Linked DNA regions of Homo sapiens: region 2 is linked to region 1. Evidence: chromatin loops called from intact Hi-C (ENCODE). Cell type or tissue: heart left ventricle. All regions are shown on one strand. Links, peaks and the distances in the headings refer to the core of each region. The heading gives the core; the rest is flanking DNA. Region 1 overlaps PSMA8 (proteasome 20S subunit alpha 8). Region 2 holds the start of PSMA8 (proteasome 20S subunit alpha 8).

The links. Peaks named below come from ENCODE experiments on the same cell type or tissue, not always from the same donor. Only the 100,000 strongest peaks of a DNase experiment are listed, where the experiment ranks them.
Region 2: a loop joins it to region 1, with 2.1 times the contacts of the local background. A loop is called at or near these places in 2 of 110 quality-filtered maps.

Annotation. Positions count from the first base shown.
Region 1 is chr18:26,176,558-26,192,171 of GRCh38, forward strand. PSMA8 (proteasome 20S subunit alpha 8) reads left to right here. Exons shown (of 7, transcript NM_001025096.2): 5 at 2,273-2,392; 6 at 2,511-2,573. Among named protein-coding and RNA genes, the nearest start is that of TAF4B, 42 kb to the right of the region's middle. RefSeq lists enhancers at 14,201-14,310, 15,019-15,098. In heart left ventricle, for the core only: no CTCF peak of the experiment used is centred there; no DNase peak of the experiment used is centred there.
Region 2 is chr18:26,125,978-26,141,591 of GRCh38, forward strand. PSMA8 (proteasome 20S subunit alpha 8) reads left to right here and starts at 7,892. Exons shown (of 7, transcript NM_001025096.2): 1 at 7,892-8,090. The coding sequence starts at 7,989. In heart left ventricle, for the core only: no CTCF peak of the experiment used is centred there; a DNase peak (open chromatin) is centred at 7,884; H3K4me3 peaks cover 628 bases.

The DNA of each region.
Region 1 (15,614 bases), core at 3,704-11,703:
GTTATATAATGTAATATAAATGGTGTGTTTTCATGTTTATGTCCTAAAATCTCCTTTGAGATCTCTTTCCCATAATCATAATACTAAACAGTTGGCCAGGCACAGTGGCTCACACCTGTAATCTCAGCACTTTGGGAGGCTGAGGCAGGCAGATCACCTGAAGTCGGGAGTTTGAGACCAGCCTGGCCAACAGGGTGAAACCCCATCTCTACTAAAAATAAAAATATTAGCTGGGCATGGTGGCAGACACCTATAATCCCAGCTACTCGGGAGGCTGAGGCAGGAGAATTGCCTGAGCCCAGGAGGCAGAGGTTGCAGTGAAACGAAATCACGCCATTGCACTCCAGCCTGGGCGACAGAGTGAGACAGTCTCAAAAAAGAAAATAATAATAATAATAATACTAAACAGTTATAACTGAGACATTCCCCCATTTAATGCCAGTGAAAGGATAGACCTTTGTGTTTGTTCTTTTTACTCTGTAATCATCCTAGGAAAGGGGCATGTGGCAGCATAGTGTATCAAGTTAAAAGCTTGGCTTGTTGATTCAGACCACGGTTTCAAAGCTTAGCTCTTCTGCTTACTCTCTGCATGATCTTGGCCAAGATTACTTGAGTCAGTAATTCACCAACAGCTGATTTTGTCCCACCTAAAAGACATTTGACAATGTCTTTGACAAGAGATATGTTTGGTTGTCACAACTGGGGTGGGAGTTGCTGCTGGCATTTAGTTTGTGGAGGCAGCTAAAAATCCCACAATACACAGGACAGCCCTCACAACAGAGGATTAGCTGGCCCAAAATGTGAACAGTGATGATATTGAGAAAGCCTATTTTAACCTTTCCAAACCTCCATTTCTACATCCAAGAATTGGGGTTAGTAACAGTACCTATTTAATCATTTTTGTGATGGTTAGATGAGATAATCCATGTAAAATGCCTAACCTAGTGCCTGACACATAAGTGTTCTGTTAATATAAAATTTAAAATCTTATTACCATCAGGAGTACTAATCTGGATATTTAGGCTGAATTAAAAGAATATGCTGCCTTCTACCCATAGCCATGCAGCCAGGAAAATCCATTTGCATTTTTCCTTCATCTGATGAAAATGTGTAAAGAACAAAGAAAAGAGGAAAGGAATAGAAGCCCTTCTTGCTTAAGAGTCAAAGATGATAACAAATCAATTAGGTTACCACTATACTTATTCTAAAATCTACAAAAATAGTGCTCAGCCCAACTTAGGTAAATAGCTTTCTTCATGTTGATGTCATTTTTTTCCCCTCTCTTTGCTTTCTTCTTTTTGTGCCATATTGTAAAGTTATAGCTCCTTGCCTCTCCACATCTTTTCAAGTTTCAGCTTTTTAAAATCTTTTCTGAGCCAGTCACAGTGGCTCATGCCTGTAATCTCAGCACTTTGGGAGGCCAAGCTGGGAGGATCACATGAGTCCAGGAGTTCGAGACCCACCTGGGCAACATAGCAAGACCCTATCTCTAAAAAAAATTCTTTTTTAAATTAGCCAAGTGTGGTGCCACGTACCAATAGTCCCAGCTACTTGGGAGTCTGAGGTAGGAAGATACCTTGAGCCCAGAAGGCCAAGGCTACAGTGAGCAGTGATCATACCACTGCACTCCAGCCTGGGCCACAAAGTGAGACCCTGTTTCAAAAGAATATATAAATAAAATAATTTCTGGTTATCAAGGATTTGGGAGACATTATATTAATAGAAAGTGTTAGCCAGGACAAAGCATTGGTATATTTAAAAGAAAAAGTTGGCCAGATGTTGTGGCTCACGCCTGTAATCCCAACACTTTGAGAGGCTGAGACAGGAGGCTCACTTGAGGCCAGGAGTTTGAGAACAGCCTGGGCAACATAGCAAGACTACCAAAAAAATAATCAGCTGAGTGTGGTGATGCATACCTGTAGTCCCAGCTACTCAGGAGGTTCAGGTGGGAAAATCACTTAAGCCCAGAAGATCAAAGCTGCAGTGAGCTATAATTGTGCCACTACTGCACTCCAGCCTGGGCAACAGAGTGAGATCCCATCTCTAAAACAAACAAAAAAAGGAAAATAAAAACCATGCCACCATTACAGACTATTCTGATAGTAACCAAATGAGCTACTGAAATGTTTGCTATGTTTTCAAATCTGTAATTTTCATTTGGTAATTTTATTAAGGTATACTGGAGTAAACTCCAAACCTCTAAACTTTACTTAGTAACCATAAATTCATTCCTACTGCAATGATATTAATAAATTAACTTTTATTTTTCAAGGCAAATGCAATAGGCCGAAGTGCTAAAACTGTTCGAGAATTTCTAGAAAAGAATTACACAGAAGATGCCATAGCAAGTGACAGTGAAGCTATCAAGTTAGCAATAAAAGCTTTGCTAGAAGTAAGTGATCTAATAAAGCATATTCAGGAAATCATGAATTTTTTTTCCTCATCCATTTTTGTTTATTAAACACAAAATTTGCTGAAATAATTCTAATAGTGTACTTGTTCTACATTAGGTTGTCCAGTCTGGTGGAAAAAACATTGAACTTGCTATAATAAGAAGAAATCAACCTTTGAAGGTAAGTCATTAACCAAAGAGGAAAAAGTATCTGTAGTATAAAGTATTTTGACAAAAGTTAAAAAGTTGTTGGCCTCTAGGCTTCCGATATAATGTTATCCTTCATTAATGTCAAATAACCTCCACTCATTTCTGACCGTCTACCGGTTTTTTGTTTGTTTTTTGTGTTTTTTTTTTTTTTTTAAATAGAGACGGGATTTCACCACATTGCCCAGGCTGGCCTCTAACTCCTAGAATCAAGCGATCAGCCCGCCTTGGCCTCCAGTGCTGGGATTACAACTGTGAGCCACCGCAGTCGTCCTGTCTACTGATTTTTATGTATTTCCATTACTTTACATTTGAAAGTGCCTTGAGCGTCTTGTGAGACTTAAACTTTAATACGTAGCACGATAACCTTTCCATATTTCTTTGTGGCAAGTCTCATGTTATTATATGTATAACGTCTGTCAGCCGTTATGGGTTAAAACTGCTGGACTACAAAATAAAATGTTCAGGATATTGTGATAGAGGACCCACTGGCTAAAGAGCATTTGAAATGTAGTTCACTATTGTTCATTAGGTAGAACCAACTGTACAACATAGTTTGCCAGCTAGCTCTCTTTAGCTGAGATTGTAAAAAAGCACTCAAAATTTGGGAAACTATATAAGAAATATACTTAAAGGATTGTTTTATACTCAAATATGGCAGTGTACGCCTGTAATCCCAGCTACTCGAGAGACTGAGGTGGGAGGATCACTTGAGGTCAGGAGTTCAAGACCAGCCTTGGCAAGGTAACAAGACCCCCATCTCTATGAAAAAAAAAAATTAAAAATTAAATTAAAAAAAAAAAAAGGATTGTTGCCAGATGCGGTGGCTCACACCTGTAATCCCAGCACTCTGGGAGGCTGAGGCGGATGGATCACTTGAGGTCAGGAGTTCAAGACTAGCCTGGCCAACATAGTGAAACCCCGTCTCTACTAAAAATACAAAAAAAATAGCTGGGCGTGGTGGCAGACGCCTGTGATCCCAGCTGCTTGGAAGGCTGAGGCAGGAGAATCACTTCAACCCGGGAGGCGGAAGTTGCAGTGAGCTGAGATTATGCCAGTGATCTGGGCAACAGACCAAGACTCCATCTCAAAAAAAATTATTTTGAAGATTGTTTTACATATATCTTTTCTTTGGTTTTAAGGAAAATATTTCAAGTAGTGTTAAAATTAGTGCCATCTGGAGCACTGGGGTTTTTTGTTTGTTTGTTTCTGTTTTTGTTTTTGTCATCATGGTTGCTTTGACATCAATTTCCTACCCTTTATTATTCAACTAACAGATGGGATATGAGGATAAGACAGCAGCAAAGTTTCAATAAATAAGAGAAATGGGGACAAGACAGTGGAGCTTGCCCCTGCAGAGCCCCACATAAATTACAGAGTGCTGAGCACAGAGTGTGGAAATGGGTATTATCCAGGTTTTTGTCACCCCTGCTGCTAAGAGCCCAGGGACAGATGCAGCAACACCACAAGGGCACAGAAACCACTGAGGCCAGAGTTTGCCTCTTCTGCTCCATAATATACCTATGCATATAAAAATAGACACACACACACACACACACACACACACACACACAGAGTTATATGCATATTTTTGCTTTTGAGTGATAGAATGGTATGCTTACTGACAGCAGTGTTATACTGTCTTCCACATGATACTTTAGGATAGGCTATGTAGGGAATAGAACACATGCTTTGGAGTTGGTAGACTAGGATTAAGTTCCAGCAGATACATTTGTTTAACAACATGACCTTGAGCAAATTGCTCTCATCTTCAGCTTTCAGTTTTCTTCCCTATAAAATGAGTCTAACGATACCTTCATCAAAGGGCCGTTGTGATAAGTAAATGAAATGGTGTGAGATGGTAGTATCCTTTTATAGTAAGTGCTCGTTAAATGGTGTTTTACAGATTGCAGGTTTGTGGCAACCCTGTGTTGAGCAAGTCTGTCAATTCCATTTGTCCAACAGCATGTGCTTACTTTGTGTCTCTGTCACATTTTTGATAACTCTCAGAATATTTCAGACTTTTTCATTATTATTATTATATGTGTAATATAGTGACAATGTAATTATTATATAACGGTGATCTGTGATCAATGATCTTTGATATTACTGTGCTAATTGTTTTGGAGTGCCATGAACTGCATCCATATAAAAAACACTGAGTGAACTTAATCAATAAATGTTGCATGTGTTCTGACTGCTCCACTGACCAGCTATTTACCTGTGTCTCTCCCTCTCCTCAGGCCTCCTATTGCCTGAGGCATAACAATATTGAAAATAGGCCAATTAATAACCCGATAAGGGCCTCTAAGTGTTCAAGTGAAAGGAAGAGTCTCATGTCTGTCACATGAGTTTTAAATAAAAAAACTAGAATTGTTAAGCTTAGTGAGGAAGGCAGTCAAAAGCCAAGACAGGTGGAAAGCTAGGCCTCTTGTGCAAGTTATTCAAATTGTGAATGCAAAGGAAAAGTACTTAAGAAAATTAAAAGTACTTAAAGAAATTTAAAGTGCTACTGCAAGGGAACACGTGAATGATAAGAAACTGAAACAGCCAGGCCAGGCGTGGTGGCACGCACCTGGCCAACATGGCAAAACCTGTCTCTACTAAAAATACAAAATTTAGCCACGTGTGGTGGCACGCACCTGTAATCCCAGCTACTCGGCAGGCTGAGGCAGGAGAATCGCTTGAACCTGAGAGGCGGAGGTTGCAGTGAGCTGAGATGGCACCACTGCACTCCAGCCTGGGCAACAGAGTGAGACGCCATCTGAAAAAAAAAAAAAAAACCAGTCTTGTTACTGATATGGAGGTTTTAGTGGCCTGGCTGGAAGATCAAACCAGCCACAACATTCCTCTAAGCCAAAGCCTAATCCAGAGCAAAGTCCTAACTTTCTTCAATTCTGTGAAGGCTGAGAGGGGTGAGGAAGCGGAAGAAGAAAAGGCTGGAGCTAACAGAGGTTGGTTCATGAGGTTTAAGGAAAGAAGCCACCTTCATAACATAAAGGTGCAAGGTGAAGCAGCAAGTACTGATGGAGAAGCTGCAGCAAGTTATCCAGAAGATCTAGCTAAGACATTTATCTTCAGTGAAGGTGGTTATACTAAACAACAGATTTTCAATGTAGATGAAACAGCTTTCTGCTGGAAGAAGATACCATCTAAAATTTTCATAGCTAGAGATAGGAGAAATCACCTCACTGCCTGGCTTCAAGGGACGGACTGTCTTGTTAGGGGATAATGCAGCTGGTAACTTTAAGTAGAAGCCAGTGCTCATTTACAATCAATGGATGACAGCACATCTATTTATAGCATAGTATACTGAATATTTTAAGCCCACTACTGAGACCTAACACTCAAAAAAAGAAGATTCCTTTCAAAATGTTACTGCTCATTCACAGTCCACCTAGTCACCCAGTAGCTCCGATGGACATGTACAAGGAAATTAATGTTTTCGTGCCTGCTAACACATCTTTCTGCAGCACATGCATCAAGGCGTAATTTTGACTTTCAAGTCTTATTATTCAAGAAATATGGCCAGGCATAGTGGCTCACACCTATAATCTCAACACTTTGGGAGGCCAAGGCAGAAGAATTGCTAGAGGCTAGAGGTTTGAGATCAGCCTGGGCAACATAGTTAGACTGTGTCTCTACCAACATTGGCTGGGCACGGTAGCTCATGCCTGTAATCCCAGCACTTTGGGAGGCCGGAGGCAGGTGGATCACTTGAGATCAGGAGTTCAAGACCAGCCTGGCCAACATGGTGAAACCCCGTCTCTACCACAAATACAAAAATTAGCTGGGTGTGGTGGGGGGAATCTGTAATCCCAGCTACTTAGGAGGCTGAGGCAGGAGAATTGCTTGAACCCAGGAGTTGGAGGTTGCAATGAGCCAAGATCATGCTATCGCACTCCAGACAGGGCAGCAGAACGAGACTCTGTCTCAAAAAAAACAAACAAAAAGGCCGGGCGTGGTGGCTCATGCTTGTAATCCCAGCACTTTGGGAGGCCAAGGTGGGTGGATTGCTTGAGGTCAGGAGTTTAAGACCAGCCTGATCAATATGGTGAAACCCTGTCTCTACTGAAAATACAAAAATTAGCTGGGCGTGGTGGTGGGCACCTGTAATCCCAGCTACTCAGGAGGCTAAGGCAGGAGAATCGCTTGAACCTGGGAGGCAGAGGTTGCCGTGAGCCAAGATCGCACCATTGCAGTCCAGCCTGGGTGACAGAGCAAGACTCCGTCTAAAAAAAAAAAAATTAACAAACAAACAAAAATATCAACATTAACAGGAGTTTAGAATAAGTTGATTCCAACCCTTATGAATGACTTTCAGGAGTTCAAGACTTTAGTGGAGGAAGTCACTGCAGATGTGGTACAAATAGCAAGAGAACTAAAATTAGAAGTGGAGCCTGAATATGCAACTGAATTGCTGCAATCTTGTGATAAAACAGATGATGAGTTGCTTCTTAAAGATGAGAAAAGAATGTGGTTTCTTGGATGAAATCTACTCCTGGTTATGATGCTGTAAATATTGTTGAAATAACAACAAAACATTTAGAGTGTTACATAAATAAAGCAGTGACAAGGTTTGAGAGGATTGACTCCAGTTCTGAAAAGTTCAATTGTGAGTAAAATGCTATCAAACAGCATCTCATGCTATAGAGAAATCTTTTGGGAAAGGAAGAGTCTATCAATGTGGCAAACCTCATTGTTGTCTTATTTTAAGAAATTCCCACAGCCACTTCAACCTTCAGCAACCACTACCCTGATGAGTCAGCTCCATCATCAAGACAAGACCCCACCAGCAAAAAGATTACTACTTGCTGGAGGCTTACATGATTGTTAGCATTTTTTAGCAATAAAGTGTTTTCAAATTAAGATATGTTGATTTTTTTAGACATAAGGCTATTGCACACTCAATAGACTACAGTATAGTGTAAACATAACTTTAATATGCACTGGGAAACCAAAACATTTATGTGACTCAATATTTGCCTTACTGCTGTGGTCCTGAACCAAATCCACAATTTTTCCAAGGTATGCCTGTATGTGTATTCATAAACAGAGAGAGAATATCAATATGTAGTCTGTTTCAGTCATTTATTCTGGCTTAAAGCAGCTGTATCTTTTTACCTTAGATGAAAAATTTAAAAAGAACGTAAAGAATGTTATGTAAAGCTTGTCATTTTCTACAACTATAAACAAAAAATTTACCTTTCACTGTAATCTTAGGCCACCAAAATATGAGGAGAAGTGAGTTTGTCAGTAGTAATACTAAGCACTCTTTCTCCTTCCTCTATTCCTTCTCACCTGGTTTTTGAAGATCTATTAGAAGTTGTTTTTGGCCGGGCGCGGTGGCTCACGCTTGCAATCTCAGCACTTTGGGAGGCTGAGGCGGGTGGATCACCTGAGGTCAGGGGTTCGAGACCAGCCTGACCAACATAGTGAAACCCCATCTCCACTAAAAATATAAAAAATTAGCCGGGCATGGTGGCATGTGCCTGTAATCCCAGCTACTCAGGAGGCTGAGGCAGGAGAATCACTTGAACTCAGGAAGCAAAGGTTGCGATGTGTCGAGATAGCGCCACTGCACTCCAGCATAGGCGATAGAGCAAGACTCTGTCTCAAAAAAAAAAAAAAAAAAAGTTGTTTTTGGCAGCCGGGCACAGTGGCTCATGCATGTAATCCCAGTACTTTGGGAGGCCAAGGCGGGTGGATCACCTGAGGTTAGGAGTTTGAGACCAGCCTAGCCATCATGGTAAAACCCTATCTCTACTAAAAATACAAAAAATTAGCCAGGGGTGGTGGCTGGCGCCTGTAATTTCAGCTATTCAGGGGGCTGAGGCAGGAGAATCGCTTGAACCGGGAGACAGAGGTTACAGTGAGCCAAGATAATGCCATTGCACTCCAGCCTGGGCAACAAGAGCGAAACTCCATCTCAAAAAAAAAAAAAAAAAAAAAGTTGTTTTTGGCAGACATTTGAAAATTGTTTCTACTGAAAATGAAAATTCTCCTTGGAAAAAAATTAGTTCCCATTGACCTGAGGAGAAATTAAGCAGAGGTTAATGTGTTAGAACAAATGCTTTTGTCTATAAGTTAAAACAAAAAAACTCCAACTCATAGTGACTTAAAGAACAAGAAATCGTTTTTTCTCACAGATGAAAGTATAAACCTGCTCCAGACACAGTGTGTTTAACAACACAACGATGTTCTCATGTATCTAGATTTTTCCTGTCCCTCCACTCTGCAACTTTGAATATTGGCTTCATCCTAAAGTTAGTGTGTTCTAGTAAGGTTGATTCCTCTCATGACCACCAGAGGCAATCAGAATGATTTATTTTCCTGTTAACCTTTTATAGGAGAGGGAGAACTTCCCTAACTCTGGAATGTAAGTCCTTCCCTTCAATCTGATTGGAAGACTGAAGACATCCTTAGAACAGTCTCTAGAAGATTCTGTTTGCTGGTTGGCTAATGTTAAGCACTGATATAGAATGGATGTTTGGGGAATCAACCATAATGTATTCTCTAGGAAGTTTTTCAAATGTCTTCAGAGTCTGAAATTGCTTAATTGAAAATTATTTTAAAATAGACTTGCGTCTGGTTTTAAACCAGTTTTGCCAAATTTCAATGTATATAGAAATAGTTTCAATTTTGTTTCTTTACAGAGTTTTAATTTGTGGATCTTGAATAACTTATTTGTTTTCATTTTTAATGGACTCCACATGAAAATATTACAAATCCTATTGCATTCTCAATTTTGATAAATCTTTGTGTGGGATACAGTTCAGTGAAGTGATCAAAAATGGAGCTCTGGATGGGCATGGTGGCTCATGCCTGTAATCCCAGCCCTTTGGGAGACCGAGTGGGTGGATCACGAGGTCAGGAGTTCAAGATCAGCCTGGCCAACATAGTGAAACCCCGTCTCTACTAAAAATACACACACAAAAAAAAATTAGCTGGGTGTGTTGGAGGGCACCTGTAGTCCCAGCTACTTGGGAGGCTGAGGCAGGAGAATCACTTGAACCTGGGAGGCAGAGGTTGCAGTGAGCTGAGATCACGCCACTGCACTCTAGCCTGGGCAACACAGGGAGACTCTGTCTCAAAAAAAAAAAAAAAAAAAAAAAAAAAAACGCAAAGTGAGGCTCTAGAGCTACCCTAGTTCAAATTCCAGCTCTACCATTTCCCAGTGTAAACAAATTACTTCTCTGTTTCTGTTTTCTTATCTGTGGATTAATAGCCTTTCCACATATGGTTATGATGAGTACTGTATTATTAAATTAGAAAAACACATAAGATATAAGAAATTTACTGAGTAGTGTAAACCTTTATTATTTGATGCCTCTACCCCTTATTCTTAAGCTGATTTTAGAGGTGGACTGGTTTTCTAGTTATTCTCTGACCTATCCTTGGCAATTCCAGTTGTATCTAAGTTACTAAGAAGTAAATAGTATTTACTAAATATGAAAAACATAAAATCTCTTAATTTTACATATGTACTTCTTAAATCACTGACTATGTGCTGAAATTTTAACACTTTGACAGGAAATAGCTTGACTTAAGGTATATAAGTAGACTTCTACAACTTCAGTTTCTGGCATTATGCTGGATTAGATAATATAAAAACTCTTCTGCTGTAAAACATGAGGACAATTCTAGATGAAATATAACTAGTTTTTTAAAGACATAGCTGAGCTTCTGCAAGAACTAAAAGAAAATCCCCAGGAACCAAAAATGAATACTACACTGAAAGCCAGAGGTAAACATTTGGATTAAACTGCCCTGGAGAAGGATACTTGTCTCCCTAGCCTAGGAAGTTAGATATAAACACCTACTTGGGGCCAGGAATCAGTAGAAAGGTAGAACTTAAAACATTTTCTCATTTAATGCCAGGATTCTTCCATGAAAGGATGGACCAGGCTGGGCACCGTGGTTCATGCCTGTAATCCCAGCACTTTGGGAGGCCAAGGCGGCCAGATCACCTGAGGTCAGCAGTTTGAGATTAGCCTGGCCAACATGGTGAAAACCCATCTCTACTAAAAATACAAAAAATTAGCCGGGTGTGATGGTGTGCGCCTGTTGTCCCAGCTACTCAGGGGGCTGAGGCAGGAGAATCACTTGAGCCTAGGGTGGCAGAGGTCGTAGTGAGCTGAGATCATGCCACTGCACTCCAGCCTGGGCGACAGAGCAAGAGTCTGCTTCAAAAAAAGTGAGGTCTGAGCAGTGGCTCACACCTGTAATACCAGCATTTGGGGAGACTGAGGCAGGAGGATAAGTTCTTACTTATCAATAATAACATTGAATGTAAGTGGACTAAACTCTCCAATCAAAAGATATAGAATGACTGAATGGATTTAAAAAAAAAGACCCAATGATCTGTTGACTACGAAAAACATACTTCACCTATAAAGACAAACATAGACTGAAAAAAAGAGATGGAAAAAGATATTTCATGCCAATAGAAACCAAAAAAGAGCCAGAGTCACTATACTTATATCAGACAAAATAGATTTCAAGGCAAAAACTATAAGAAGAGACAAAAAAGGTCACTATATAATGATAAAGGGGTCAGTTCAGCAAGAAGATATAACAGTCTTAAATATATATGCACCCAACACTGTAGAACCTAGATATGTAAAGTAAACATTATTAGAGCTAAAAAAAACCAGATAGATTCCAATACAATAATAGCTAGAGTCTTCAACACCCCATTTTCAGCATTGGACAGATCTTCCAGACAGAAAATCAGCAAAGAAACATCAGACTTAAACTGCACTGTAGACCAAATGTATCTAATAGATATTTACAGAACATTTCATCCAACAGCTGCAGAATATGCATTATTCTCCTCAGCATATGGACCATTTTCAAGGATAGACCATATTTAGGTCACAAAATAAGCCTTAAAATATTCAAAAAATTGAAATAATATCAAGCATCATCTCTGACCACAGTGGAAAAAAAAAACTAGAAATCAGTAACTAGAGGAATTTTGGAAACTATACGAATACATGGAAATTAAACAATATGCTCCTGAATGACCAGTGAGTCAATGAAGAAATTAAGAAAAAAATTGAAAATTTTCTTGAAACAAGTGATAATGAAAACCTAACATATCAAAACATATGGAATACAGTGAAAGCATTACAAAGAAGGAGGTTTATAGCTATAAGTGCCCACATCAAAAAAGGACACCAAAAAAAAAAAAAATAGAAAGGTGTTCCATGTTCATGGATTGGAAGAATCAATGTTTTTAAAATGTCCATACTACCCAAAGTAATCTACAGATTCAATGCAATCCCTGCCAAAATACCAATGATATTCTTCACAGAAATATAAAAAAAAATCATAAAATCTATATAAAAACCTCAAAAGACCCAGAAGAGCCAAAGCTGCCCTAAGCAAAAAGGACAAAACTGAAGGAATCATATTGCCTGACTTCAAATTATGCTACAGAGCTATGGTAACCAAAGCAGCATGGTTCTGGCATAAAGACAGACACATAGATTAATTAAACAAAATGGAGATCCCAGAAACAAATCCACATATATATAGTGAACTCATTTTCGACAGAGGTGCTAAGAACATACACTGGGAAAAAGTTTCTTCAATAAAGGATGCTGGGAAAACTGGATATCCATATGCAGAAGAATGAAACTAAACCCCTATCTCTCACCATATATAAAAAATCAAAAAAGAATAGATTAAAGACTTAAGCCTGTGACCTCAATCTATAAAACTACTACAAAAACATTGGAGAAAATCCCCAGGACATTGGTCTGCGCAAAATATTCTTGAGTAGTACCCTACAAACACAGGCAACCAAAGCAAAAATGGACAAATAGGATCACATCAAGTTAAAGAACTTCTGCACAGCAAAGGAAACAATCAACAAAGTGAGGTGACAGCCCACAGAATGGGAGAAAATATTTGCAAATTTACCCTTCTGACAAGGGTTTAATAACCAGAATGTATAAGGAGCTCAGACAACTCTATAAGAGAAAAAACAATAATCTGATCAAAAAATGGGTGAAGGATTTGAATTTGTATGTCTTCTTTTCTCAAAAGAAGACATACAAATGGCAAACAGGCATATAAAAAGGTGCTTGGGCTGAGCTCTTGCTTGTAATCCCAGCACTTTGGGAGGCCAAGGCGGGAGGATCACTTGAGCCTAGGAGTTTCAGACCAGCCTGGACAACACAGTGAGACCTTGTCTCTACAAATATAATAATTTAAAAATTAGCCTGATGTGGTGGTGTGCTCCTGTGGTCCCAGCTACTTGGGAAGCTGAGGTGGGAGGATCACTTGAACCTGGGAGGTCAAGGCTGCAGTGAGCCATGATTGTGCCACTGTACTCCATCCTGGGCAACAGAGCAAGACCCCATCTCCAAAAAAAAGGTGATCAACATCATTGATCATCAGAGAAATGCAAATCAAAACTACAATAAAATATCATCTCACCCCAGTTAAAATGGCTTATATCTAATAGACAAGCTACAGCAAATGCTGGTGAGGATATGGAGAAAAGGGAACCCTCATACACTGTTGGTGGGAATGTAAATTAGTACAACCACCATGAAGAATAGTTTGGAGATTCCTCAAAAAACATAAAATAAAAGTACATATGGTCCAGCAATCCCACTACTGGGTGTATACCCAAAAGAAAGGAAATCAGTATATTGAAGAAATAGCTGCACTCCCATGTTAATTGCAGAACTGTTCACAATAGCCAAGATTTGGAAGCAACCTTAGGGTCCATCAACAGATGAATGTACGAAGACAATGTGATACTTACACACAATGAAGTACTGTTCTGCCCCCAAAAAAATAATGAGATACTGTCATTTGTAATAACATGGATGGAACTGGAGATCATTATGTTAAATAAGGCAGGCATGGAAAGACAGACATTGCATGTTTTTACTCATTTGTGGAATCTAAAAATCAAAACAATTGAACTCATGGAGATACAGAGTAGAAGGATGGTTACTAGAGGCTGGGAAGGGTAGTGGGGGGCAGGGGCAGGTGGGGATGGTTAATAGGTACAAAAAAATAGAATTTATAAGACCTAGTATTTGATAACACAACAGGGTAACTATAGTCAATAACAATTTAATTGTACATTTTAAGATAACTAAAAGAGTATAATTGGATTTTTTGTAACACAAAGGATAAATGCTTGAGGGGATGGATACCCCATTCTCCATGATGTGGTTATTATGCATCACATGCCTGTATCAAAATATCTCATGTACCCCATAATATATATACCTACTATGTACTCATAAAAATTAAAAATAATTTTTTGAAAAGGCTTCTTGAGGCTGGGCGCAGTGGCTCATGCCTGTAATCCCAGCATTTTGGGAGGCCGAGACAGGCAAATCGATTGAGCCCAGGAGTTTGAGACCAGCCTGGGCAACATGGCGAAACCCCGTCTCTACAAAAAATACAAAAGTTAGCTGGGCATGGTGGTTCACATCTGTAGCCCCAGCTACTCCGGTTGCTGAGGCGGTAGGATGGCTTGAGCCCAGGAGGCAGAGGTTGCAGTGAGCTGTGATCATGCCGCTGTGCTTCAGCTGTAGGCAGCAGAGCAAGACCCGGTCTCAAAAAGGAAAAAGAAAGTGAAAGACACTTTTTCAAAGGAGGAAATTATTTCTTCCCCAAGTAATACCACATCACTTTATTCAGGTTTGTATTGTAATGATCTATTTATATGCCAGTTTTTTTCCACTAAACTGTGGACTCCTTAATAGCAGGTAAGAATTATATTCTTCCACTTTCAGAGCCCATGGAACTCCTAGTAATTGCTTGATGGGTAAATTCATTTCATAAAACGTTCAAATAATATATTTTATGTAGATTATTGACAAATACAGATTTTGTGACACACATCTTTATAGGTGAAATGGAAAGAGTTCTGGAGTTGAAATAAGAATCAGAGACCTAATCTTTAATCCTTCTTTAATCTTTGGCCAAATATAATTTAGCTTTGTGAATCTATGTTTTCTTATATGTAAATTCTAGTGATGGACTAATAGCTAAAATCCTTTACATCTCTAATATCTTTGAAAATTTGCCTTTCCATAAAGTTGATCATTCATTTATCAATTTAATAGATACCTCTTTTCAGTATTAAGATCATTATATTTAGATTTTTGTATATAAATGTATTAACTTCACTGAAGTTAATAATTGCTGTCTTGGCCAGGCACGGTGGCTCAGGCCTGTAATCCCAGCACTTTGGGAGGCTGAGGCGGGCAGATCACTTGAGGTCAGGAGTTCAAGACCAGCCTGGCCAACATGGCAAAACCCTGTCTGTACTGAAAATGCAAATCTCTCTACTAAAAATAACAAAAATCAGTCAGGCGTGGTAGCACACACCTGTAGTCCCAGCTACTGAGGAGACTGAGGTGGGAGAATCGCTTGAACCCGGCAGCAGAGGTTGCAATCACATCACTGCAGTCCAGCCTGGGCGACAGGGTGAGACCCTGTCTGAAAAAAAAAGAAAAAGAAAATGGCAGCCTGGTCTCGAACCCCTGACCTCAACTGATCCACCCACCTCGGCCTCCCAAAGTGCTGGGATTACAGGCCTGAGTCACCAGGTTTGGCCAATAATTGCTGTCTTATAGCCGCAAGCATGTAACCTTGGATCTACTTGTGAACAGTACAACAGAAAATCAAACTACACTGCAAATTCTTAGAAAAATAAAACCTTTTTTGCTTTCTACTTAGACATAAAGTAGCATAAATTATCTTTTCCCATTTCATTTCGCTATTCTATAAACTGATCAAATTATTAAACCCTATCAGAGAATCACACAGTAGGGTGCAGTTGGGAGAGTTAAATAATGAGTCTTTGTTCATGAATAAAATTAAGCCTCGCATTAAAATGTTTTTGGAGTTATATGCACATATAGGATATATAACGCAATATCACCTTTTGTCCTGCTTTCTTTTTTAGCACAGTGATAGTAGAAATGTCAGAGATCTGGTTTTGCCCATAATTGTTATTGCTCTTAGACCTCTT
Region 2 (15,614 bases), core at 4,553-12,552, 50 kb before region 1:
ATATTTTTTCCACACACGCCCAGATTCCCCACCCAAGCATGATCACAAATAATAATAAAATTGCACATATGCAGGCCAGATGCACCAATACCAGGTACCCCACCGTGCTCTACATGGGCCAAGATCTATGTGTATTACCCACTGGTTTTTGTTTTTGTTTTTTGCTTAATTCTCTCCTCTGTGGTACAAAAATATTACAGAAAATGTCAAAAAAAAAAAAAAAGCCTACAGCTACCCCTATGGGTAACAGTGATTAAAGAAAAGAAAGCATTTATGTTTATCTATAGCATAAAAAGTCAAACCGTTGGAAAAACTGGACAGCTGTGTAAGTGTTAAATGAATTACAAGAGTATGGTGTTGGAATGACCACTATCTATAACCTGAAGAAACAGAAAAATAAACTGTTGAGGTTTTATGCTGAAAATGATTAACAGAAGTTAAACAAAAATAGAAAAACGCTACATAAAGCTAAAAATGAGGATCACAATTATGTATTGAAAGAGTGGATCCACTGGTGTGGCAGTAAACACATGCCTCTTAATGGTATACTGATCAGGAAACAAGCAAAGATCTATCATGATGAACTGAAAACTGAGGAGGACTGTGAATACTCAACAAGCTGGTTGCAGAAATTTAAGAAACAACATGGCATTAAAATTTTAAAGCTCTGTGGTGATAAAGTATCTGATGACCACAAAGCAGTGGAAAAAATCATTCACAACTTTGCCAAAGTCATTGCTGATAAAAATCTTATCCCAGAGTTACTGCTGATGAAAATCTTATCCCAGAACAAGTCTATAATGCTGATAAAACATCATTGTTTTGGCATTACTGCACCAGAAAGAACCTGACTATAGCTGATGAAACAGCCCCTAAAAGAATTAAGGATGTCAAGGACGAATAACTGTGTTGGGATGTGCTAATGTAGCAGACATATATAAATATAAACTTGACGTGATAGACAAAAACTTGCATTCTTGCTGTTTTCAAGGAGTGAACTCTTACCAGTCCATTATTATGCTAAGAAAAAGTCATGGATCACCAGAGACATCTCTTCAGATTGGTTTTACAAACATTTTGTACCAGCAGCTCATGCTCACTGCAGGCAAACTACACTGAATGACAACTGAAAGTTTTTTTACTCTTTGACAACAGTTCTGCTCATCCTCCAGTTGAAATTCTCTTAAAAAATATGTATAGCCAGGCGCAGTGGCTCACACCTGTAATCCCAGCAGTTTGAGAGGCCAAGGCAGGTAGATCGCCTGAGGTCAGGAGATCAAGACCAGCCTGGCCAATATGGCGAAACCTCGTCTCTACTAAAAATACAAAAATTAGCCCGGCATAGTGGTGCATGCCTGTAATCACAGCTATCTGAGAGGCTGAGGCAGCAGGAGAATCACTTGAACCCGGGAGGTGGAGGTTGCAGTGAGCTGAAATTGCGCCACTTCACTCCAGCCTGGACAACAGAGACTCTGTCTCAAAAAACATAGTAATAATAATAGTATTTATGCTATGTATTTTCCTGCAAATGTGACTTCATTAATTCAGCCATTTGACCAGGGTATCCTTAGACCAGTGAAATATACATATTTTAAAAACACTTACTTGAGCAGCATGCCAGCAGCAGTGAACAGAGTCATGGGTTAGGAAGGTTTTCAAAGGAGTTTAGCATAAAGGATGCCATACACGCTGTTGCCGATGCTAGGAACAGTAACTGAAGACACAGTTGTGCATGCCTGGCACAACCTGTGGCCTGTGGCTATGTTCAGTCATGATGATGAACAAAATAGTGACTTTGAAGGATTTCATATGTCAAGTGAGGAAAAAAATGACATCTGCCCTCCTTAGATATGCAAAAATACAACTTCAGAGTCCATCACTGGTATGGTTTGGATCTGTGTCCCAGCCAAATCTCATGTCAAATCGTAATTTGGAGGTGGGGCCTGGTGGGAGGCGACTGAATCATGAGGGTGGCTCCTTCATGAATAGTTTAGCACCATCCCCTAGGTGCTGCTCTCATGACAGCGAGTTCTCACGAGATCTAGTCATTTAAAAGTGTGTGGCACCTCCCTCCTCACTCTCTCTTGCCCCTGCTCTTCTTATGTGAGACGCCTGCTCCTCCTCTGCCTGTCACCATGATTGGAAGCTTCCTCAGGCCTCCCCAGAAGCAGAAGCTGTTATGCTTCTGTGATGGTTAATACTGAGTGTCAACTTAATTGGATTGAAGGATACAAAGTATTGATCCTGGGTGTGTCTGTGAGGGTGTTGCCAAAGGAGGTTAACATTTGAGTCAGTGGGTTGGGAAAGGCAGACCCACCCTTAATCTGGATGGGTACAATCTAATCACCTGCCAGCGTGGCTAGAATATAAGCTAAGCAGGCAGAAAAATGTGAAAAGAGGAACTGGCCTAGCCTCCCAGCCTACATCTTTCTCCCATGCTGGATGCCTCCTGTTCTTGAACATCAGACTTCAAGTTCTTCAGTTCTGGAACTCATACTGGCTCTCCTTGCTCGTCAGCCTGCAGATGGCCTATTGTGGGACCTTGTGATCATGTGAGTTAATACTTAATAAACTCATATATACATATATATACACATATACATATATATGTTTTATATATATATATATATATATATATATATATATATATATATATATATAATATATATGTATTAGTTCTGTCCCTCTAGAGAATCCTAATACAGTTTCCTACACAGAACCTAGGCCAATTAAACCTCTTTTCTTTATAAATTATCCTGCTCGGGTATTTCTTTATAGCAATGCAAGAACAGCCTAATACAGTCACTTAGCTGGAAGAAGTGGATATCAAAGAAGTTTTTAACATTGATAACGAGGCTCCAGATATTCATTCATTGGCTAATGATAAATGCTAAATGGTTCTGAATCAAGGTGACTGTGATAACAGTGACGAAGAAGGTGATGTCGTTAACACTAAAGAAAAAGTGCCTGTAGACAACATGGTGAAAATGTGTAATGGGCTTATTGAAGAACTAAAGCAGATGCATTCATAACAGAACAAGAAGTCATGTCCGTTTATAAAATCAAAGAGAGACTTCTAACACAAAAACAGTTATTAATGAGGCAGATGACTCTGGAGGAAACCTTTTTAAAAAGCATCCAGCAGAATGCCTCCTTATTCCTAGAGGACCCACTTCCTGGTCCCTGAACTGCTTCTGACGTTTCTTCTCACTTAAAAAAAAAAAATTATAGTGCACTGTAACCTTTCAGTCAAATCAGAGCATAGCAGGTGGAGATTGAAAGCCTGTTGTTGTTTGTTGTTGCTGTTGTTTGACAACTAATGGGCATTCTGGTAATGATACTGTGCTGATTCATTGCCCTGAAAGCATTATTTTTTCACTGTATTAATGGTATGTCATATTGTTTATTGTTAATTACTTTTATGTGAATACGTGTAAGAAAATGATTGCTCATCAGTAGCATATAAATTCAGTCAGGAATGCTGGGGGTGTCAAACAACCAGATTGTCCAGTCTGAAATAATGACATCTTTGCTTTCTTATGGCTCAATATACACAACATTTGTTTTATGCACAAAATTATTTTAAAATATTTTATAAAATTACCTTCAAGCTATGTTTATAAAGCATAATAAAAAATGAATTTTGTGTTTAAACTTGGGTCTTATTCCCAATATATTTCATTATGTATATACAATTATTCCAAAATATGTAAAAAATCCAAAATCTGAAACATTTCTGGTCCCAAGCATTTTGGATAAGGAATACTGAACCCATAGAATAAGTTTAATGCTACTGCCTTGAGTTATATTAAGGTTTCAGTAGCTTTACCCATCATTGCTTTTGCACTGTCAATGCAAATATCCGCACAGTGAAAAGGGCAAGTACCGTCTTAATATTTTTACTATAGTTTTGTCATTGTCAATCCCTTGAAAGGTTTTTGAGTACCTCCAAAAATGTGTGGGCCACAGTTTGAAAACTACGGCTTTATTCCAATTATGGATTGAGATTATTTAAAACTGGGTATTATTAGTCCCCATGAGAATAGGTCTATTTTTTTTTTCGAAGAGGCTAAATTTTATTTAAGAAATTGTGTATACCAATAACTAAAATCATTTTTTAAAGGCACTCTGATTAAACTGCATTTTTCAGCATTACAGGACACCTTGGACAGTTTTTACTCTAGATTTCAACATCATCCCACCCTGCTTCTTCCTTCACCAATACTGAAGGAAGTTCATTTTGCTCCCTGCCAGTCAGACAGGCAGATAGGAGAGGCAGGTATAGACTTTGTTTTCAATAGTTCTTGATTCTTTGATGTGAAGAGTAGTAGCACAGTCATTTAAACTCAATCCCACTTCTCTGCATCTTATAAAATAAAACAGCTAAAAGGAGTAAAATAAGAAGGCAATGCTTGTGGGATGTAGCGTATATTGGCAGCACAGTCCTCATTACTATTTGCATAATTGTCTCTCCTGTATAATCATTTCTTTGGAAGGCAGTGGATTTTAGTCTTGTTTTTGTTCTCTTCAATTTTTACTTACTGAATTTATCAATCTCAGCCATACTGGGTTTGTCACACGTGGTCAGAGAAGAAGCAGAGCAAGGTGCATAAGTGAGTAGAGGCTGATCTGTGCAGAGACCACAGCCAAGTGTAGAATAGATCTATTTTTGGTTCAATCCTACTTCTGGGCTGTGGCTCTTTGGGTTCTAAACAAAAACTTAGACATTTACCATCACCCCTATACCATAATAGGCTTTGAATTCCAAAGGTCTATGAAAGGTCTGCTTTACTCCTCACTTAACCTTCCGGGTTTTCCTACTTTTCTTTATCTTGGCACCACAAACCCTCATTCCTTGTTAGTTCTTTACAGTCAGCATATACATTTAAAAAATATATCTTAGACAAGTATTTCTAGTTGTTTTCAATGGGAGATTTGGTCCAAACTATCAAAACTGCAATCGCTTGCAGCTTCTAGGCATTAAACTGTTTCTTATGGTTTTTGTTAACTATAAAAATAAACAATGCTTGTGGTAAAAAAAAATTAAAATAATACAGATACAAAGTTTAAAATGGTAACTTCTCTGTCCCTACCATGTCGTCCCATTTTCTAATTCCTGGCCTCCTGCAAAGAAATGCACTTTTATAAATTTGGGGTAAGTACTTTCACTCTTTATACATTTGGATACACATATTTTTAAAAATACACATTTTTAAAAGTATAAATGAGTTCATGCTACATTTTTACTTTTCCTAATTTCTCTCTTACAGAGTAATCTTTACTTTTTCATGAACTTAATGATAAATAACAATAGTTAACATTTTTTTAAGTCGTTACTCTGTGTCAGGCACAGCCATGGGTGCATTAATGGACTATTTCATTTGTTCTTCACTACAATCTTGTGAAGATAAGTATTATCACCATTTTGCAGGTCAGAAAACTGAGTTTTAGTGAAGTGAAATATACCTACCCAAAGGTACACAGCTGTTGTTATATTTTAGTGAGGATGTTAAATCTGAATGTGTTAATTAAACTTTGTCAACATTTTAACGCTATCATATTTCTGAAGTGTATACTATCATACAGTGTGACATTTACAAAACGCCTTCTAATGGTATAAACATGCTCTATACCAAAGTCAGTTTCCTGGTTTTTTACTGTATCAGATGTAACAAATTGCAGAAACTAAGTGTAGGGTATGAGGGGCCATTCTGTACTGTCCTGTCAAATTTCTGTGAGTCTATAATTATTTAGAAAATAAAAAGTCACTAAAAACTTACATCAGGTATGATTCCATTTATGTAAAATTTTTGAAATGGCAAAATTATAGAGATGGACAACAGATTAGTAGTTGCCAGGGATGGTAGAGGGAGAGAGAGATGGGTATGTCTTGCAAGTCAACGCCACAGATCTTTGTGGTTGTGAAACAGCTCTGTATCTTGATTATGATAGTCATTATACCAATCTATACATGATAAATTGCATAGGCCTCCCCGCCACATACACACAGGTGTGTATATAAAACTGGCAAAATCTGAAAAAACTCTGTGCATTACACCAATGTCAGTTTCCTGGTTTTGTTACCATATTATACGTACATAAAATATTACCATTGGAGGAAATGGGGTGAAGGATATAGGAGACCTCTTCTTACCGTATTTGAAACTTCCTGTCAATCTATAACTATTTCAAAATAAAAAGGAAACATAATTTAACGAGTACACCAAAACACTTCTCAAGAAACCACTTTGGACAAATGTTGGTTTATCATAATAATGTAAAGTAACCAGTTAGAGTGAATTGTTTTCATTAGGAATTACTGGTTTTTTGCAGTCAAACCAAACTTGTCAAGACTGTAATACTGAAGAAAAGCAATGGAGGGGCAATAAGTACAAACTGCTTCAAGAGTCAACTAAAGGCCAGGTGTGGTGGCTCACACCTGTAATCGCAGTACTTTCGGATGCCAAGGCAGGAGGATTGCTTGAGACCAGGAGTTTGAGACCAGCCTGGGCAACATAGGGAAACCAAGTCCCTACGTTAAAAAAAAAAGTATTAATAATTAAATAAATTGTTTAAGTCAATTAAAATTCTGATTTAAGTATTTGGAATTCAGGGAATCAAATTTTTCCTCTTTTGAGGAAATTATTCTTTTTTTCTTTTTTTTGGTTAAAGTTGATTTCACCAACTTTAAGATCCTCCCCAGTGGAAAACTGCATATATTAAACAACACATGGAAAGCAATAATAGCTAAACTTACCTGGCTATTACTGCCCACCAGGCACCATTTTATGTAATTATGCCCATAAACACATATTAAGCTCAGAATACTCTGCTGCAGATTTTTTAATATTCCCATTTTATTGATAAGGAGAAAGCGACAGAGTTGTTTCATAGTTAGTAATGTAGCAAGTTGTAAAGAGTTTCTGCTATAGCTAAATTTCCAGACATCTTTTAAGTCTCATACTTTGGGCTTTTACAAAATTTCTCCAATTAAAAGAATATTATCTGGGCCGGGCGCGGTGGCTCACGCCTGTAATCCCAGCACTTTGGGAGGCCGAGGCAGGCGGATCACGAGGTCAGGAGATCAAGACCATCCTGGCTAACACGGTGAAACCCAGTCTCTACTAAAAATATAAAAAATTAGCCGGGCGTGGTGGCGGGCGCCTGTAGTCCCAGCTGCTCCGGAGGCTGAGGCAGGAGAATGGCGTGAACCCGGGAGGTGGAGCTTGCAGTGAGCCGAGATTGCACCACTGCACTCCAGCCTGGGCGACAGAGCGAGACTCCGTCTCAAAAAACAAAAAACAAAACAAAACAAAAAAAAGAACATTATCTTAATTCTCATCATTAGCTTAGTTTGATGGACTATTTGCTTTATTTAACGGACCATTTGCTCATCTGCTCTATTTTGCTCACAAGGCAGAAAATATCAGAAGCAACAATATTTTGAAGTTTGCTTTCTTTCCTTCGGTTCAAATAACAAGAGTTAACCTGAGAGAGAGAAAGAAAAAGTAGGAAATTTAGAATTTGAAACCAAAGGGAAGGGACTGATATTTAACTTACCACAGTTTCTCCAACATGTATGCGATAACAAAAATATCTGATATTTGAAGACCTCATTTTTAAGCCCTAATCTTTGATATTATTTTTATAACTCGAGTGCCGTGACACCATCCCTGGGGCAACACGGTAGTGGGGAAATGGAGATATGCGCTATGCGTCAGACATGAAGGGTAAGGGAAGAATGCCGTCAACTCACAGGCACTGCTTGGGTGACAAAGGCTGGCAAGCGCGAGGACATCCGCAGGCAGCCAAAGGAGCAAGGACTTCCGTGAAGCAGCCGAAGCGCGGGCGCGGGGACTTCCGGGAGGCAGCTTGAGGCGCGTGTGGAAGCGCTTCCGGGCGGTAGCACGCTGTGTTGGCGGCGGCTCCCCGCTTGCCTCAGCTGCAGCAGCGGGAAGCTCGGTGGCAAGCCCTTGTAGTCCTGTGCGATGGCGTCTCGATATGACAGGGCGATCACTGTCTTCTCCCCAGACGGACACCTTTTTCAAGTTGAATATGCCCAGGAAGCGGTGAAGAAAGGATCCACCGCGGTGAGGAAGCAACTATTACCGGACTATTCCCCGCTCTGACCTGTCAGGCCATCGTTACCCTGCTGCCCCAGCCCACCTTTCCATCCTAGGAGCTCAAGAGAGGAGATTCCCACACTTGTGAAAATTACTTTGTTCTTTTTATTTAGGGAGACAGACTTCTAGATTTGGGCCGGAAGTGGGCAGAGTAAAAGTTAGTAGATTTCCCCTATCTCTGCTGTTCAACTGCCTCTGTTTCATGGTAGCTACAGACGCAAAACTAGGGTGTGTGTGTGGGTGTGTGTGTGTGTGTGTGTGTGTCTCTGTGTGTGTGTGTGTGTGTGTAGGGACGTTAATGATGTGATTGACAATAGGGAAAGCTTCTAATCTGTAACAGCCTACCTATTGAACGCTCGTGGTCCAGTTCCTTGGTAGTTCAGAGACCCCTGGAAAAGTTAACAGTTGCTTCATGTTGGGAACTGTTTTTTAATAACAGTTACAATAAAAAATAAAAGTTGGCCACACCTGCTCCCCAAATACGGACTAAATCAATATAAAATTAAACTTTTGTTGATGAAGAAATGATTAAAAACACAGTTCAAACACACGCGTTAAAAATATCCCAAAATTGCTGGGCGCAGTGGCTCACACCTGTAATCCCAGCACTTTGGAAGGCCCAGGAGGGCGGATCACCTGAGGTCGGGAGTTTGAGACCAGCCTGACCAACATGGAGAAACTCCGTCTCTACTAAAAATACAAAATTAGCCAGGCGTGGTGGCGCATGCCTGTAATCCCAGCTACTCGGGAGGCTGAGGCGGGAGAATCGCTTGAACCTGGGAGGCAGAGGTTGCGGTGAGCCGAGATCGTGCCATTGCACTCCAGCCTGGGCAACAAAAGCGAAACTCCGTCTCGGGAAAAAAAAAAAAAATCCCAAAATTGTCCCAATATTTCCCAGCCTTGTAGAGGCTCAAAAGTCCAAGAACTTCCACTTTTTTGGCCACTTAAAAAATAATGCTGGAAGTTCCTTGAGAGATTACACCCTACCTTAGATTTATGTATCCACATTACTGAAAAACTTAAAAAATACTCAGGGTAGGAGTAATACTGCTGCCAAGTTTTAACTACGTTCAATAATTTTAGTGATTTATAAAAATTAAAGAGGACAAAAGTGCCCTAGTGACACAAGATCTATTACCCCAAATCTTCTAAGGCCTAGCCTATGAATTCAAAGGATCGGATATTTTTATTCTCTCAATTTCATGAGCATGTTTGTTGTGTACTTTGGAAATTGAGACAGTAGCTATGAGAATACACAGTACGTTTCTAAGTCTAGCAGTGTCTATATTTTCTGACTTTCTTTGTTAAAGAAGGAAATAATTCACTTTCATTATAAATCTAACAGATGTAAGTGGTAAAAAAAAAACACTAGAAGAAGAATCGTTTTAAAAGTATTTTTCTATTTAATTGGGCCCACTAGTTTTGCTTCTGTTTTGCAAGTAATTTTTTTAGAATTATAAATTTAAGGAAAGCCTGATGTAGCTTAAACCAAAAGGGTACCATTTTGATAAAAACAAAAAGTTATATAATCCCCAGCATAGCATGTAGCATATGGTTAGAAACTAATGGCCAAGTTTTAGAGCCTAAAATAAAGGGAGTAATAGGAGAAGACTAGGGTGTAATAAGAAACCACATTGGCTCATTTAACATGTTTTAAGAGTGCTGTAGAACTGATTGATGGTTCCTTTGTAATAAGCGGTAAAAGGGTAAGGATATAAAAATACCTATAGTGGGCATTTTTAAAGATACATTGGAAGAATGAGACACTTTTGTCTCAGAATTCTGAAATTATAATTTGCATGTTTGCATGGAGTTATTCATTGTGTTTCCTTGAGGGTGCTGTGACCTTTTACATAGGGTAAAGTTTTTTAATGGCACTTGATTATTAAAATATGTCACAAAATATTCTGTCTAGAAGTGAAAATTGATATTATGAGTTACAAATAAGCCAAGGTTGACCAGTTTTGACCAGTATGTAGATGTGATACTATTTAGTAATATAAAAATTATATGGGCCACAATTAAAGGCTTTGTGTTCTACTTCCTTGTTGATGATTATCTTATAGCATGAAAGGAGACAAGAGGCTTGTTTTCTTTTTGCTTCAGTTCCCTTTTCTGTAAATGCAAATTTGTTTAAATAACATTTTGGAGAAGTAATACCTTTCTTCTTAGGGAAAAGAAATGAATCCTTCACAATATTCCCATGAAAACGATAAGATTTATTATCATTCCTCATTTTGTCCTTTCTGTGACCCCAAACTGTTATTAGCTCTGTATTTCCTACTTTATCAAATCTCAGCTCCACAATGTAGCCATCAAAGTCTTCCATAATCCTATCCACCCTCTTAATTTAGGAGGCAGCTTCTTGGTTTCACTAATATGTGTTTCTGCCTACAGAAAGGGGAGAGAGGAAAGGGGAAAACACCTTTCTTTCTGCTGCTCTGCATCTTATTTATCCTTTAACAATCTCTGCACACTTGTCCTCTATAATGAAGCCTTCTCTGATCCACTCCAGTCATCTTGGATCTTTGTCTTTTCTGAATTTATAATCTGTACCACAGAATATTGTACAGTATTTACTATTTGACCTGATATTTTCTTTAATTTCAGGTATATTTAATAATCTCACACCAACTGGATAGTAAGATCTCTGAGGATCTAGATGGTATAATTCATTTTTCTATTTCTACTGCACAATATACAGTAGAGGGGCTAGGAAGGCAGTAACTAACATTTAAGAAATACTTTAACCAGGCATTTTGTGTATATTATCTAACATTAGGGACAGTGTTTAATCCCCTTTTATTATGTGTGAAACTGTGATTCAGAAGCATTTATAGCTTGCTGAAAGTACCCAGCTGGAGAGTGATGGAACCCATATTTATAATTATTTTTTTCTAGTTCTAAAGCCCCTGCTCCTTGCATTGTAGCATGAAATTTGTTCAATAAATGTTTGTATATTAATTAGCTTCCATTATCATGAATGTAGAAATCAGATATGTATCACTTAAGGCAATTAACTTCACTAAGCTTCAGTTTCTGTAATAGTAAAAGAGGCATCAAAATAGCACTTGTGGCTGGGCGTGGTGGCTGATGCCTGTAATGCTAGCACTTTGGGAGGCTGAGGTGAGTGGATCACTGGAGGTCAGGAGTTTGAGACCAGCCTGGCCAACATGGTGATGCCCCATCTCTACTAAAAATACAAAAAATTAGCTGAGCATGGTGGTGTGTGCCTGTATTCCCAGCTACTTGGGAGACTGAGGCAGGAGAATTGCTTGAACCGAGGAAGCAGAGGTTGCATGAGCTGAGATTGCACCAGTGTACTCCAGCCTGAGTGACAGAGTGAGAATCTGTCTCAAAAAAAAATTGCACTTGCTTCAGAGAGTTGATGTGAAAGTTGAATGAGGTAATAATGCATGTGAAGCATCTTAAACAGAATCTAGTTCACAGAAAGTACTTAACAAATTGTAGTTATTATTTACTATTCTTTGTTTTCTCTTTTTTTTAAATTTTGTCTGTGGTGCTTCTCACACATTCATTTATTATTTCAAGACATTTTTGTTGAATACTTACATATGCTAAACATGATGCTAGGTCACATACAAGATAGATAGCATCACATACAAAATAGATTCGATCCCTGTCCTTAGAGATCCTACTATCTATCAGGAAAGTTAGATAATTACATAAATAGTCCTAAGAAAACCCGAATGAGTATTAGAGTATGAGGCACTATAGGAACCCCAGGTGTTGGGGAGGTCCCTCTGAAGAAATAATACTTAAGTGGACATCTGAAAGATGAGGGGCTGTCAAGTGAAGAAGTGGAAGGGGAAAGAGTGAAGAGTATTTTTGACAAAGGAAATAGCTTGTGGGAAGGCAAGTAGAAAAGGACAGCTATGTTCTGTCAACTGAAAGGCATTCAGAATTGTTGAAGCAATGGAAAAATAGAAATAGATGAAGCTAGAAACTGGTGCCAGATCATGGAATGCCATTAAACCATGTAAGTGAGGATATACTGAATGAGAGACCTTGAAGTGTTTTGATGTGGCTACTGTCAGTCTCCAGATTATTGCTCTTCTGTCATTCTATTAACAGACTACATTTGTCCAACAACAGAGATACTCACATGACCTAAGTAGAATCATTCATAATTTCTATCTTCCTGGCCACAGTGATGAGCATGTCACTCAAATCTAGCCAATGATAAGTTCACCCTTAGCAACTCTTCTGACTAGAGACAGAGGTAGCTTTTATTCTCTGGGAGAACTGTTGGGATGTGGGTCCAAGGTTCCTGGTGGCCATGTTTTTACTGTACAGAGAAAGCCTTTCCACATTAGGAAAGTGAAAAGCCAATATGCAAAGAGTACATATTAAAGTCCCTAGATCCTTTTGTCTCATGTCTAGCTCTGTGCTGTGTTGATTTGCTTAGTGACAGATGGTCCCTTTATAAGCTTTAAGTAAAGGAATGCCACATTCAGACTTTATTTTCTTCTTCTTCTTTTTTGGTCTTCATTTTATTTTCCAAATATTTCTCAGGCTACCTATGGTCAGTGAATTGGATGAAATCAAGACTAGAAACAGGGAGACCAGTTAGTATTCTGTGGAAATAGTCTAGATGAAAGATGATAACTAGCTTTTACTAGACTTGGGGGGAAAGTAAAAATAAGGTGGATTCCAGAAAAACATTAAGCAGTATACTTGTTACAATTTGATGGTTATATGGATGGTGTTGACAGAGGTATAGAAGAAGGAGGAATAAAAGTTGGTGTCCCTGTTTCTGGATGTGCCTGCTAAGTAAATGGTACTGCCATTTACTTAGAGAATGTAAGCACTAAGTTTTGGGGGAAGATAACTGTTTTGGACTTGCTGAGGTTGAGATGCTTATGGAAACTGTAGCAGACAGACTTTAAAATGGCCTCCAGTGATCCCCACCTTGTGGTGGTCATGCCCTTGTATAACCTTCCTCCCTTGGATGTGGGCTGAACTTAGTGACTTGCTTTTAAGGAATGGAATAGGTGAAAATGACGAATGTCACATCAGGGATTAGGTTGCAAAGAAATGGTGACTTCATTTTATTCATCCTTACTCGCTGTTTTGCTTGCTTACTCTGGTGAAACCCAGCTGCCGTGTTGAGTTGCCCTCTGCAGGGCCCAATGAGGCAAGGAACTGAGGGAAACATTTGTTCAAAATCTAGTAGGGAACTGAGATCCTTAGTCCAACAACCCAGGGGAACTGAATCTTGCCAACAACAATGCGAGTGAGCTTGGAAATGGATCCTTCCCCAGTTGAGCCTAGAGATGCATGCAGCACTGGTAGACAACTTGATTGCAGCCTTATGAGAGACCCTGAGCCAGAGGAATTAGCTAAACTGTGTCCCGATTCCTGAACAGAGACTGTGAGGCAGCTGAAAAGTACATGTTTGAAATTTAAGAGATTGATTTTGGCTGGAAATAATAATTTTGAAGTGCATTGTTTCTCTCCCCTGTTAAAAACCTATATTGAAGGTCAAGTAAATGCATACTCTTGAGTACCCTTCTGTGTTCAATAAGACTAAATATAGACTATAGACTAAGCCGAGGATAGTCTACAACTGAACCTTGAGGAACCTTAATGACCTTTGTAATTACCTTGACTAAACTCTGAGAGAAGAGGGATAGAAACCAGGTTGTTGTGGGCTGAGGGATGATGACAATATTTGACTTGAAGGGCTTGAAAGAAAAAAGGTGGGATTAAAGTGGAATGGTCTTAAAATTAAGATAAAAGAGACTAACATAGGTTTCTGTCTGTTCGTTGAACTTCTCAATTTGTTCGCATAGTGTTTTCCTGATCTCGCTTGTTTATCTCTGTACTCTTGTAGCTTACTGAGCTTTTAAAAGATTGTTACTTTTTAATTCTTTGTCAAGAAATTCATAGATCTCCATACTTTATTTTCTTCCTTTGGTAGTATCATGTTTCTCTGATTGTTCACGATTCTTGTGGCCTGGCATGGATGTCTGCACATTTGAAAAAGTAAGTACCTCTTCAGATTAGCTTCAGCAGGAAAAGTTCTTCACCAGTTAGCCCATCCAGAGATTTGGGGTGGGCCTGCCACTAGAGTCCTTTGGCAGGCTGGCGTGATGCCTAGGTCAGCAGGCAGGCTGGCTTGGCACCACAGGTGCCAGCCTTGTACCAGGGCTCACTGGGGTGGGCCTGGAACCTGAGTCCACAGGAGCAGACCTGGAGCTTGGATCCATGGGGTCCATGGAAAAGTCAGATACCCACGTTACTCTCCTTACCACACATGGATGGTATCTCTCTCTGCACTGTGTTGCTGGGCCTTGAAGGACAGGTGATGTGGATAATGTCAAATTGTCTTTCTCACTCTCTTCAAAGTGTCTTTTCGTATTTCTGTGCTTTGGTCTCTCACCTGGATTCTTTTCTTAGGAAGTATTTTCACACATAGTAGTACAAATTGGTATTTCTGCTGGGACATGGGCATGGGAAACTCCTATTCTGCCATCTTGCTGATGTCATATTGTTTTGAGATTTTGGCATCAGCTTTCATAAATGAGGAATTATTGGTACTTTTATTTATTTAGAAAATGTTATATTTGCCAGACTTTAACATCATTACATAATTTTACTAAAGAGTTAGGAACATACCCGCTTTCATCTGCATCATAGAATAATTTAAATAGCACAGGAATTACTCATAACAAAATTAGCAAGAATTCATCCATGAACCCTCTAGGTCTGACACTTGTTTTTGAGGATTAGTTCTTTTCTGAAATTATTGCATGTTTGTTAGTGAAACAGAGTTTTTTGTCTTTTCTTGAATCAACATGGCCAGTTTTAAATTTTTCTACTCCGTAATATCTTTCAATCAGATTTTCAAATTTATTAACTTAAGGTTATACTTTTAAAATTGTTACTTTTCCACACTTGTATGTATTTCTTTCACTCTATCCCTTTCCTAATGAGATTAACTGAGATATACATTTTAATTATTTGTTTAAAATAACCAAATCTTGGTATTATTTATCAGTTTTGTTGTTTTCTCCCTAACCATTAATTTTTGCTTTTTTCTTATTTTTCCCCTTAAGCTTAGCTGCAATATTTTTATCCCTTTTTGTACCTACTGATTTCTTAATTCATTTTTAATATTTTTTCTTACTTGATTAAAAAAATAAAATGATAAATTCTCTCCTGAACATAATTTTGACCACACTCAAAATACTTTGATATTAACATATTCATTATCAACATTTTCTAGTCTATATTGGTACTTTTAATTTCTTTACTAAGTCAAAAATTATTTATGAGAGTTATAAATTGTTGTCTTGTGACCAATAAATTTAACTTGATTTATTTCAATTGTGAGAATATTTTGAGATTTTTCTTTTAGTCCTAATATATGTTAAATTGTTACAATATCCCATGGCTTGTTGAGAAGGCATATTCCCTATAAAGTTTAACATTTGTTCATTTGATGAGGATAGGATAGGGAGGGAG